Regions from separate parts of the Mus musculus genome. Here region 2 is linked to region 1. The links are chromatin loops, found by intact Hi-C in ENCODE. Cell type or tissue: heart. All regions are shown on one strand.

The links. Peaks named below come from ENCODE experiments on the same cell type or tissue, not always from the same donor. Only the 100,000 strongest peaks of a DNase experiment are listed, where the experiment ranks them.
Region 2: it touches region 1 in a loop (7-fold over the local background); 8 of 42 quality-filtered maps call a loop at or near these places.

What each region holds. Positions count from the first base shown.
Region 1 is chr11:120,352,494-120,354,993 of GRCm38, forward strand. No RefSeq gene overlaps it. Among named protein-coding and RNA genes, the nearest start is that of 0610009L18Rik, 5.1 kb to the left of the region's middle. In heart, a CTCF peak has its summit at 1,179; DNase peaks (open chromatin) are centred at 268, 618, 1,328 and 1,968; H3K4me3 peaks cover 931 bases; H3K27ac peaks cover 2,478 bases.
Region 2 is chr11:120,422,539-120,425,038 of GRCm38, forward strand. The region is part of intron 3 of Nploc4 (NPL4 homolog, ubiquitin recognition factor); the gene reads right to left. Among named protein-coding and RNA genes, the nearest start is that of Nploc4, 14 kb to the right of the region's middle. In heart, a CTCF peak has its summit at 1,275 (motif pointing left); no DNase peak of the experiment used is centred here; H3K27ac peaks cover 890 bases.

The sequences.
Region 1 (2,500 bases):
ACAGAGAAACCCTGTCTCAAAAAAAAAAAACCCAAAAAATAAATAAATCTTTGAGCCTGAATGCACAGGGCTGACCGGAGCAAGCAGAGGTCCTAAAAATCAATTCCCAACAACCACATGAAGGCTCACAACCATCTGTACAGCTACAGTGTGCTCCTAGACATAAATCTTTAAACAAAGAAGCTCTGTCCTTTATGAAGCTGGATGTGGTGCACATGGCAGGAAGCCAAAGGAAGGGAGAGGGAAGGCTTCTCAGCTCAGGAGGTGGCAGCGGAAGTGAGCAGGGCCTGGACAACCGAGCAAGTGGGGCAGACCCGGTTCCCACTTCCATCGTGATCCTAAAATGCAGGGTTTGGAGCTGTGGAGAGAAAGAATCCCCCAATCCAAGCTCTAGTGATCCCAGATGGGCAAGGAGCAGCTACCCAGGAGGTGGGACAGGGAAATACACAGGTCAGCCAGACCTCCTGCTTTAGCATGGAGTAGCCTACAGAGCTAGTGTGGCTCAGGGCCTGTGTACCACCCTCAGGAAGTGGACACAGCGTCTGACTGGGAGCCAGGTCAGGGCTGGACAAGGGCAGAATGCTGGTGCTCTGGACGGTCTGTACCCTGCCACTGCCCCAGCAGTCATGGAGGTAGGCAGAGGCTAGGCTGGAGTTCTGCGGGTCACTCTGACCCTGCCATTACCCCTCCCGGGGCGGGGCTCGGGGGTCAGGGGAGGAAGGTGTGACCCGGGCGAGCTCAGTGAAAGTGTCTGGACTAAAGGACTAAATCCAGTGTGTGGCCCGCTACAGTAGTGAGTAGACCATTCATCCCCCTTCAAGCCTCTGGCCACCCGCATCCTTGGAGCCCAGTCCGCAGTCCATTTCGCTCATTGGGTCCTCAGCATATGAGGCTGAGAGTTCGGGAAGGCCACCTCAAACTTCAGACAGGAGGAAAGAGCCACCTTCCAGCTCCACCACCACCCACCCCACCACCACCACCACCCCCTTGAGTCCAAATCCTGGGGCGGAGCAGGAGAACGCTGGGCCGGTACTATGCGCGCAGCTGTCCCAGGTGGTTGGATGCTGGGGCAGTGACCTTGGGGTTCGAGCCTGGGTACAGGGCCCAGCAGATGGCGCCCCTGGCATGGCCCCTGCGGGAGGCAGGTCAGTGGCGGCCAGTGTCATTCCTATGTGGACCGCCAGGTGGGTCCGGCTACTGCCACTTAGTGAGGGGTGCAGCACACCTGCGGTTCCAAGTCCTCCTCACCCTAAAGGCCAAGAGGGACCAGGAAACTACTAACCAGGCAGGGCTAGGGCGGACCCACCGCTGAGTCATCTCCGATAGGGGAACCCAGGCAGGGCTGCGGCCAAGCGGCGGGTGACCTCAGCTGGTGCTGACGCACGGGGAGGAGGTGGGGTTGGTGCAGCCAGCACCCAGAACAACAGATGAGGAAAGAACAGGTTCACTGCCAGATAGGACCGGCCCAATGGATGTCTGGGAGCAAATACTCAGAGACCCCAAAGTACAGACAACCGTGACCTGGCTTGTCTGTCTACTATTGTGGGAGGTTAGCTCCCAGCTTTCCTGCCTTGCACTTCCTGGGTGTCACTGGGTTATACCATCACGGAGCCACCTAATAACTGTCATTTCTAGGAAAAGGAAAAGGGTGGATACGAGTAGAGAGAAGGTAGGTGCAGGTCACAGAACAGGAAGTGGCTCAGATTCGGGGTTAGTGTCGTCATCCCCCCCACCCCACCCCCTGCCCCATCCCCAAGAGTCAAAAGCTTTATTTTTTTTCCACCTCTTTACCTTTTGTTTTTGACTTATTTATTTTTGTTTTTCGGAACAGGGTTTCTCTGTGTAGCCCTGGCTGTCCTGGAACTCACTCTGTAGACCAGGCTGGCCTCGAACTCAGAAATCCGCCTGCCTCTGCCTCCCCGAGTGCTGGGCTTAAAGGCATGCGCCACCACGCCGGGCTGTTTTTTATTTTTGAGACAAGGTCTTGCTATGCAGTTGCTCTGTAGACCAGGCTGGCTGCAAAGTCATATTAAGCTTTAGGATTAAAGTCAGCACCACCCCTCCTCATTGTCGTGTTTCCAGAGACAGTGTTTCTCTGTGTAGCCCTGGTTGTCCTGGAACCTGCTTAGTAGACCACTAACATCAAACCCAGAGATCTGCCTGCCTCTGCCTCCCCAGTGCTGTGATTACAGGTGTACACCACCACACCTGGCCTGAAATTTTTCATTTTTAAACTTTATTTTGATGTAATGTCAAATATAACTGTTTTTAAATGTGTTGTAACTGACAGATTAGGTTCGTTGTCTCTTGTCATTTCTGAGCCATATACAAGGTGGTCCAGCATGCTGCTCTCGTGCCTTACAACACAGCAGCAAACGTCCTTGACAGTAGCCTGCATAGAGGCTGTACGTCGGGGATGACTTTTGCCCAATAGTATTCTCGAGTGTTTTTTTATAGATATAACCCAGGATCACTGCATTTTATTGCCATCAGCACTCAT
Region 2 (2,500 bases), 70 kb after region 1:
TTACTGGGTGTTAGGATTACAGATGTGTGCTACCCCCCCCCCCCCCAGGGACAGAGGGTCACCACACTACAGGGTTGGGCAAGTCTGCTGGTTTCTGCCACTGTGAAGCACACACCTCAAGCACATGCCAACACTTTCTTTCCCTCTGACAGGGCAGACTCCCAGACACAGCTTCCTGCTCCAAGACTGCTGAAGGCCTGCTTTCCAAAAGAGCTGCCACAATTCTACTTGCTCTGCTCCAACTTGACATGACTTGTGGCTAAAGAACCGTTTTCTCTCTGAAGCTATTCACAGAACCATCGTGGGTCATGCCTGACCAGAGGTGTCTCGTGGCACTAAATCAGCTCCAGCCTTTGAAGACGGGAGGTGACAGATCATTTCGCAAACTTTCAGCTGCTGTCAACAGGACACACAAGAAAGAAACTGAGAGAACAACTGGTCCAGTGCTGAACAGCAAACCGAAGAAGAACAATGTCTGCAAGTACAAGTACTGACAGACATGCAGAATCCCAGGAGCGGGGGCTGCAGCTCTCAAGAGCTGCCCTCACCTCCTTATCCCCCATAATTCAGAGGCAATAAAGCTGTCAGACTGTAACCAGAACTTCTGCTTCTAGCACTGGATTAAATATGTCTAAACATCCTCTAACTATAAAATACTTGGCTCAGACACTGGATCGATTTTAGCAAATACACTGTAAAAACACTGCTGAGCTCCAAAGGTAAAAAACACCCAGGCCTTCCAAAGCTCGCAGTGATGTCACTAATAATAGCAGAGGACACGACTGTCCCTCGGCCAAGGCCAGGATCAGGAACTTGAGGCTCATAGACGACAGTGTTTACTGGGCAACAGATGTGTCTTTGAACTCCCTGCTCACATTTGACTGCTGAGCCTGAATCTCCTACATAAACCAAAGGACTAGCCAGACTTGATGGTGCACACCTGTTATCCCAGCACTTGGGAAGGAAAAAAGCAAGCAGTTACAAATTCAAGGTCAGCCTTAGCTAGACGTCAAGTGCAAGGCCAGCTTGGATAATGTGAGAACGTCCTTAAAGAACAAAAAAACCCCACATGACTCAAGGATGTCAGAACAACCAAGAGAATCCAGGAACTCAGAATGGGAACCAAGAAGAAACTGAGTCTACTTCCACCAGATGCTCTGCAGGGCAAAGTCACCTCCAAGACCAGGCACACGCATATGGAGTGAAACCTGGGCTGCTTCTGGGATCTGGAGACCCAAACCAGAAGAGAATGCAGCTCCACAGCACCCCCTGGTGCTCACATAAGCAAATGCCACTAAAGCTTGCATCAAATAGATCCTCTTCGAAGCCACACTTACCCCAATAAAAACCAAAATTACAAGGGAAATAAATTTCCACGAGGAAGAATTGACAGAGTAAGGGCTGAGAGAGAGAGGCAAGTCTATGACTCAAATGCTGGAATTACAACTCATAAACACAAACTCCAGAGAATGGATCAGAAACCTTTCAGGAAAAAGCTAGGAGCCGCCTGGCATTTTGCAGTGCTAGACATCAACAGCCCCTAGGAAAGGGAATCAAATCACGCTTTGGTTAGGCCTAGTGGTTCAGGCCTGTAAAACAGCTACTCAGGAGACAAAAGGCAAGTCCAAAGCTAGCCTGGGCAACACAGAAAGAAGACCGTCTCAAAATAAAAAGTTTAAAAATGAGGAGGAGAGGGGCTGGTGAGATGGCTCAGTGGGTAAGAGCACCCGACTGCTCTTCCGAAGGTCCAGAGTTCAAATCCCAGCAGCCACATGGTGGCTCACAACCATCCGTAACAAGATCTGACTCCCTCTTCTGGAGTGTTTGAAGACAGCTACAGTGTACTTACATATAATAAATAAATAAATCTTTAAAAAAAAAAAAAAAAAAAAAAATGAGGAGGAGAGACCTGGGGATACAGGGTAATGGTAGGAAACCATACTCAGTCTCGTGTTTTGTCCCCTGTCCATCTTAGTCTCTACCTGCCTCTTGTCTGCTGGGGTGAACTGTTCTGCCCCACTGCATGCTCCTGCAATGTCCGCTTTACCACTCCAGAGGCGATGGAGCCAAGTCACTGTGGACTGAAACTAAACCAAAATAATCTTTCCTCCCTCTGTTTCCTCAGGTATTTATTTTGTCCCACTAGTGGAAGAATACTCCACAACACAGGATACTCATACCAGAACACCACAACCCACATAAATCTGTACTTTTTTCAGAGTCTCACACATGCTAGGCACATGTGCACCCACCACTGAGCTGAATCCCCAAGCCCAGTGATTATTACAAACTTTCTGTAGCACATTTATTTATTTATTATTTGTAGTATGTTCATATTGACTTGTTTTACAGGGGTGGCAGTCAGAGGACAGTCTGTGGGGGTCAGTTCTCTCCTCATGTATGCCCCAGAGTGAGCTCAGCTTGTCAGGCTTGATGGCATCACTTTTACTTGCTGAGCCATCCACCATACAAGCCTTTATTTATTTATTTATTTTATTTA